2 separate regions of the Homo sapiens genome follow, and region 2 is linked to region 1. Evidence: chromatin contacts called from ENCODE Hi-C or POLR2A ChIA-PET data. All regions are on one chromosome and are shown on one strand. The core of a region is the stretch at or near the end of the contact, and the rest is flanking DNA. Distances in the headings are between cores, read along the strand shown. Region 1 overlaps VIPR2 (vasoactive intestinal peptide receptor 2). Region 2 overlaps LOC124901795 (a long non-coding RNA gene).

What was found. A loop is a pair of places that touch in the nucleus more often than their neighbours do. ChIA-PET counts read pairs that join two places held with the same protein, here RNA polymerase II (POLR2A). Pooled maps may share reads with other maps.
Region 2: a loop to region 1 is called in a pooled map, with 2.4 times the contacts of the local background. The contact joins two enhancer-like sites. A Hi-C loop is called at or near these places in 4 of 50 pooled maps. POLR2A ChIA-PET finds 5 or more read pairs at or near these places in 2 of 52 experiments (HEK293T and PC-3).

What each region holds. Positions count from the first base shown.
Region 1 is chr7:159,028,693-159,032,190 of GRCh38, forward strand. It overlaps VIPR2 (vasoactive intestinal peptide receptor 2), which reads right to left. Exons shown (of 13, transcript NM_003382.5): 11 at 3,246-3,375; 12 at 3,136-3,177; 13 at 1-2,097. The coding sequence ends at 1,924. Among named protein-coding and RNA genes, the nearest start is that of LINC00689, 22 kb to the left of the region's middle. RefSeq lists enhancers at 1-404, 2,523-3,175. Within about 2 kb of position 1,944, at least 22 of the 41 ENCODE cell types and tissues checked have a DNase peak (open chromatin) inside an H3K27ac peak, as active enhancers do.
Region 2 is chr7:158,975,374-158,978,871 of GRCh38, forward strand. It overlaps LOC124901795 (a long non-coding RNA gene), which reads left to right. Exons shown (of 2, transcript XR_007060626.1): 2 at 1,295-3,498. Among named protein-coding and RNA genes, the nearest start is that of LINC00689, 31 kb to the right of the region's middle. RefSeq lists enhancers at 589-1,329, 1,271-1,390, 1,401-1,450. Within about 2 kb of position 1,823, at least 9 of the 41 ENCODE cell types and tissues checked have a DNase peak (open chromatin) inside an H3K27ac peak, as active enhancers do.

The sequences.
Region 1 (3,498 bases), core at 694-3,193:
GGCCGCACTGAACCTGGGGTCTGCAGCGTCCACCTGCCTCCCTCTCGCTCCACATGCTCAGCCGTCCTTTCCTGGGCACCTGGCCTGGGCCGTTTACTCCCCAGTATCCGTCTGTGATGGATCCTCTGCGGCCCCCAGAAATGGTGGGTTGTTCTGTAGATCCGACCGCCTCACCTGTCTCCCCAAACCAACCTCGGGTTCATTCTCCCAGAAGTCCAGGGATGAGCTTGTTGCAGCAGAGGGGTGTGGCCGGCGTGGCCCAGGGTGTGCAGGACAGGGTGCGGACCTTTGGGGATTGAGGGGTCTCTGGACACTGCTGCTTTGCTGTCCTAACAGCCCCTCTGTCCGGCCTCATTTTACCGGGGATATGGGTTTTGCAAACCAAGGTGACACTGACAGGATGTGTGAGCTTCCCTGTGGCTGCCTCCCGGCACAGCTGTCCCGACCTTTGACATCGCGCCCCAGCTGGGGTCTGTGATGCCACCAATGCACAGGAACAAGACATTCATTTTTAAGGGAAAAGTGGAGTCAAATGTGCTCAGAACAACTGAGTCCCACAGTCGGGGCACCTGGGCCAGGGCTGGGCAGCTTGCTGAGGTCCATCGAGCGCTGTGGGGGCCAGGGCTTGGCACACACATGGAGACTGTGCCCTGATATCCCCACCCTTCTGCAGCTGGCTCAGCAACGTCCCCAGACACCCTCCCCACATCTGCAAACCACCCTTCGCCTGAAGGAGCAGCCGCTAGGGCTGCTGAGCGCCAGCTCTGGGGAGGAGGGCTTGAAACAGTTTTATATGTTGTTAAAATAATTCTTATCCTAAGATTATTTTTGTTAAAAAGAGAATAGGTTTCCGGTTCCCACTCAGCTGTATCCCGCACCCCACGTAACCCCATCACCAGGGGCCCGCAGGCCTGGCCGCAGCTGGCCTGGGGCTGAGCGTCAGGCTCTGCGGCTCCCACAGGGCGGCAGGTGACCTCCTGAGGCAGAGCCAGAGCTGCTGAGGGTCCCACGGAACACCTGTGTGGAGAGGTCCCCTCCTTCATGACCTTGCTCTCCTGATCTGGTTGTCTCCTCAGCCCGCCTTCCGTGGGGAGGCAAAACAGCCCTGTGGAGTTGGGTGGGGCAGGGCTCAGCCGGGCCGGGTGGGCGCCCCAAGAGAGAGGACGGGCTGCCCTCCTGTTGATTTCTCCTGGTCCTAACGTCAGGGGGGCCCTGACTGGCTTCCCTCTGTCCTGCAGATGAGGGGGCTACCCTTATGGGACCTGGGAGGCCGCCCTGATGTGGGACGGATGTCACCCGGTGGTCGCCCAGGCTCGTGCTGGGCCACACAACTGCGTTTCCACATTTCCTCCTTGGCTCCCCTATTCTCTTGGGCCGGGCGCAGTGGCTCACGCCTTAATCCCAGCACTTTGGGAGGCCGAGGCGGGCCCATCACGAGGTCAGGAGATCGAGACCATCCTGGCTAACATGGTGAAACCCTGTCTCTACTAAAAATACAAAAAATTAGCCAGGCGTGTTGGCGGGCGCCTGTAGTCCCAGCTATGGGAGGCTGAGGCAGGAGAATGGCGTGAACCCGGGAGGCGGAGCTTGCAGGGAGCAGAGATCAGGCCACTGCAGTCCAGCCTGGGCGACAGAGCGAGACTCCGTCTCAAAAAAAAAAAAAAAAAAAAAAGTGGATCCACTATACGGCTGAAACACATTTTGCACAAGATTATCTAAATGCTGGAGTTTAAATCGAGTCAATGACAACACGACTCCAATTCCAGGTATGGGGTTTAGTGGACAACCAGCTTGACGGAGTCAGGACCGCGCTGACCTGCCCGACACGGTGCTCGGGCATCTGGAAGGAGGAAGCCGGCGTCTCAGCCCCGCAGAAGCCCCGAACCGTGGGCCTCCCGCCGCGTCCGACAGGCAGGGGTGGGGCTAGATGACCGAGGTCTCCGTTTGCAGGAAGGACTGGGCGCGGGAGCCGCGGTGGAACTGCAGGGCGCCCTCCGAGCCGTTGCGGGAGAAGGAGGAACCGCAGACCCTGTAATCCCGGCTCGCGGACGGGGTCGGGCACCGGCTTCGCCATTTTCGCTTCAGCTCGCACTGCACCTGGGAGGTGAGGGCAGCGGGAACGCCCGTGAGCCTGGGCAGGTGCGGGCGGCTGCTATGGGAAGCGCGGCCCGCGAGCCTCCAGCTCTCCCTCCCGCCTGCTCCCGTATCTGTGTTGCCAGCAGATGGACAGAAACAGAAACGGCCTTGGGGGCAGAGGCTGGAGGGAGCGGGAACTGGACGGCCACAGGAGGGCGGGGGACGCTGCCAGACTCTAAGACTGTGCGTGGGTGGTTCGGGGATCGCCACTGCCGCGGTAAGCGCAGTCCCACAGTCTCAGATAGTTAATATTTCTCTGAAAAGATTTTCCTTAGCAGCCGGGGTTGTGACGGTGCTGGGCCTCCGTCTCCTTCCCTGTTCCCAGCGGGCAGGGAATGTTAGCCCTGGGAGGGGGTGGGGATGAGTGAGGGGTGCCCGGACGGCAGAGGAGGGAGGAGGACAAGTGGCACTACTCGGGCTCAGCTTTGCAGAAGCCGTGCTGGTGAAAGCTGCATGTCAAGCAAAGAAAGCGCCAGCAACCGCAGCGTGGGGCGGGAGGGTCAGGGGTCAGGGGACGGGGCCAGGCCGTTGGAGCAGCCCGGAGACAGCCTCCCTGGCTGGGAATGAACGCAGGGCAGAGCTCGGCTCCGGGCTTCCTCCCCAGGGACTCACAGGACGCTGTGCAGCCCCACCCCCCAACCCAGGCCCGGCTTTCTGGGACTCACAAGCTATGGTCAGGAGCGAGACGCCGACCATGGGGAAAAACAGATTCTGTCTAGACCCGGCCGGGAGCTTTCCCGAGAGGGCTCCGAGACGGACGGCAGTCGATGCTACTTAGGGTGGACGGAAGGACGGCGGGGTTTGGAAGCTGGGCCCAGAAGAGTGGGTTTGCCTGTGTCGTTGTGGGTTCTCTGATGGGGACACAGAACTGTGGGGTCCCGGGCAGTAACTCGAGCCCGCGGAAGACAGGCATGTGTGGGGGCTGCGGCACCAGGCTGGGCAGCATCTCAGGAAGCAAGTGAGTACCTGTGCTTGGTTCCAAGGCGGCCATGAACTTACCTCACTGTTCAGGAAACAGTAGAGGACGGCCACCACCAGGCCCTGCAATGAGAAGAGATGGTCAGGCAGGACCCGCGCTCGGGGGAGGGCGGCCGCCTCCGCACACCTACCTGGAACGACCCGAGGCACAGCTCAAACAGTATCTGGTATTTGGAGGAGATGCTGATGGGAAACACGGCAAACACCATGTAGTGGACGCCGAACAGCGGGATAAGCAGGAGCGTGGACTTGGCCAGCCTCCTGCACAGAAGGAGATGAGCCAGCTCAGCTGCTGGACCCTCGGACCCTCTGCAAGCCTGGCTGGGTCCTTCTCAGGAGGGGGCAGCTGGGTGTGGGAGGGGCTCCACACCTCCTCTCCACTGC
Region 2 (3,498 bases), core at 573-3,072, 53 kb before region 1:
TCACTATCATCAGAGGTCAATTTCTCACAAATTCATCCATAGATTTAATGCAATACCAACAACAATTCCAACAAGTTGTTCCCGAACACCAGGGGTTCTGTCCAGGTCATGCTGCCCACTGCACAAAAAGCCCCCAGTCTCTGAGACAAAGAGAGTTGCCGGGGAAGAAGGCTTTATTCTATTACAGGCGGTGTCAGCTGGAGAGACAGGAGTCAAAACTCAAATCCGTCCCGCCTTCCCGGCTAAAGTCAGGGGTTTACATAGCTGGGAAGGAAGACAGGAGGGGCAAAGAGGGGAGGTGCGTGGGTGGAGCACGGAGGGGAGGTGCGTGGGTGGAGCACGGAGGGGAGGTGCGTGGGTGGAGCACGGAGGGGAGGTGCGTGGGTGGAGCACGGAGGGGAGGTGCGTGGGTGGAGCACGGAGGGGAGGTGCATGGGTGGAGCACAGGATATTTTTGGGACGGTGGAACAACTCTATGATACTATAATGGAGGATGTGTGTCATTACACATGTAGCCAAACCTACATTGACAGCAGTGGCTGCTGCCATCATCCGCCTGCAGCAGGGAAGCGTGGCTGGGGCCTCACACTCCATGGAGCCAGTGGGTGCCCCGCCCCTTCTGAGTTCGGAAGGGAGCTGTCCGTGCTCCCCGTGCTGCTGCACCTGCCCAAACCACAGCTGCAGACCCAGGCCTCCTGCTCTACGAAGCTGCCCAAACTGCAGCTGTGGATATGAGCCTCCCTGTGCACTTGAGGGAGCTGGGAACAGGCAAGATCTGCCTTCCCGGGTACAGCTGCAGCTGCGGCACCCACGGCTGCAAACCTGGGCCTCCTATTCCAAAAAGCGGGCAGGAGCTAGGGACAAGTAGGAGCCCTGCCCCTTCCGAGTTGGTGGGAGCTCCCAGGTGCAGCTGTGGCCGCCCTCCCGGGTACAGGACCTGGGTGTTTCTGCAGCCTACACCCTCAGGGGCCCCAGGAAGGACCCCCCCTACCACATCCCTGCAGGCTCGGGGGTGTCTTCTGCTGCCTGGCCTCTCTCCACTCCTAGCGCCTGCTCCGATCTCAGAGCTGGGGCTGGGGCCAAGCCCAGGGGCCATGAAGGGCCGTGGGAGGCAGATTGATTTCTGGGTAGAAGGGGCAGGTCCCCAGGAAGGCCCTACCTTCAGGCCAGCGAGGGCCTGAAGGCTGGGGGCTGGGCTGCCAGTGCTGCAGACAGGAGTGGGGACTCTTGATGCCTCTTCTGGGCCCACCCATGACCACTTATGGACCAATCGGCATGCACTTCCTCCCCTCAGAGGTCCATACAAGCTCTGGGCTCAGCCAGAGCAGGGCAGAGAAGGGTCACAGGATGAAGAGGACAGAGGGCAGAGAGACGACCGGATGGGATGACCAGCTGCAGAGAGGAGTACCCTCTCCACTGAGAACAGCAGAAGGCAAGACAACCTGTCCACAGAGAGGAGCTACCCTCTCTGCTGAGAGCTTCAGAGACCTGCAGAGACATCTGAATGACCTGCCTGCAGAGAGCAGCTTCCCTCTCTGGGGCCTCCTCTCTGCTGAAAGCTGAACACTCGAGAGACGACCTGCCTACGAGAGGAGCCACCCACTCCTCTGAGCTGTTCTGACACTAAATACAACTTTTCTTCTTCACGCTTCACTTGTCTGCGTACCTCATTCTTCCTAGACGCAGGACAAGAGCTCTGGCAAAGGCGCTGCAGCCACAGAGGTTTCCGGCCGGAAAAATCGGCACCCCAGAGATCCCATGAGAACGTCACGTACAGCACTGAGACGGAGCCCTAATGAAAACTGTGGCTCTGGGTGATAATGACGTTACTGTGGGTTCATCAACTGTAGCAAATTCGCCCTCTGCTGGGCGTTGTTGGAAATGCAGAGGCTCTGGGGGGTCAGGTATGTGGGAGCTCTCTGTACCTTTCTTGTAATTTGATGTGAACTTAAAGCTGCTCCAAAAAGATAAAATCTTGAAGAAAAGCGAAAAAAAAAAAAAGGAAGAGAGGAAAAAATGACAGGCAGAAGGTCACGCCTGGCCCCTCAGTGCGCGTCCTCAGGCCTCTGCTCCCAGCTGGGGCTGGCAGGTGGTCGGGGGGGCACCCAGCTCCTCCACTCCCCACGCCCACCACAGCTTTCAAAGTTAGGAACACAGGCAGGGTGGAGGTGAAGTCCGAACAGAAAGAGGAGACTTAAGGGAGGGCGAGCCCTGACTTTGTTTCGTTTTTCCGAGGCGACATTCGGTGCAGCTTTCTGGGTCCCCAAGGCTGACCCTGCTGCACCATGAACCACACGTCCACACCCTCACTGTCTCCCGCTCATGACATCAGCTCACCTGAGACTGTCACCGAAGGCTCTTTAACGTGAAATGAGTGGTTTTAACTATTTTTAAGTACACAGTTGTGTGGCATTAAGTGCATTCACTATGATGTGTGGCCATCACCATCGTCCACCCTAGAACCCCTTCATTTTCCCCAACAAATTCTGTCCCTTTAAGCAAGTGCTCCCCATCCCCCACCCCCTTCTACCTTCTGTCTCTGTGAATCTGATGACCGTCAGTCTCTGAGCACAGCCATACCATCGTGGGCCTTTTGTGTCTGGCTTACTTCACCGAGCATAATGTCCTCAGGGTTTATCCGCATTGTGGCAGGTGCCAGAATCCCCTTCCTTTTTTAAAGGCTGAATAATGCTTTACCGTATGGATAGACCACATTTTGTTTATGCGTTCATCCGTTATCGGACGCTTGGGTTGGACCATGTTTAGTGGGTGTGAATAAGGCTGCCCTAAACACGGGTGCACAGGCATCTGCCCAAGTCCCTGCTCTCAGTTCTTTTTGAGAAATACCCAAAAGTGAAATTGCTGGGTCATATGGCAGTTCTATTTTTAAGGTTTTGAGGAGCCGCCACACTGTCTTCCCCAGCGGCTGCCCTGTTTTACATCCCCTCAAGCAATGTAAAGGGTCCCGGTGTCCCCACATCCTCCAGTTTCTCCACATCCCGAGCACTTGCTGTCTTCTATTTTTGATACTTGTTACCCTAATGGCTGTGAGGTGGCACCTCATTGTGGTTTTGATTTGAATTTCCCTAATGACCTGTGATAGTGAGCATCTTTTCATGGGTTTATTGGCCATTTGTATGTCTTCTCTGAAGAAATTGTCTATTCAAGTCCTTTGACCATTTTTGAATCGAGCTGTTTGTTTTTTTGTTGTTGAGTTGTGGGGGTTCTTTATACATTACTGAAGGCTTATTTTTATGGTCCAATAATTCTTTATAGCACTGGGTGCTCGCTAGCCAGATGCCGTGATTATTTATGGCCTGGGACTGCGGGTACACATGTCTCCATTTGGAGGCTCAGCCAACGTTTCTAGGTCTGTTAACTTGAATTCATCTTTTAAATTGAAAAAAAGATTTATTTTCCTCCTTATAACAGTCAAATCTCCGCCTTTCGTGTTTCCAGGGCCAAGTACTATCTGGGGGTAAAATGTTAAAGCTCAGT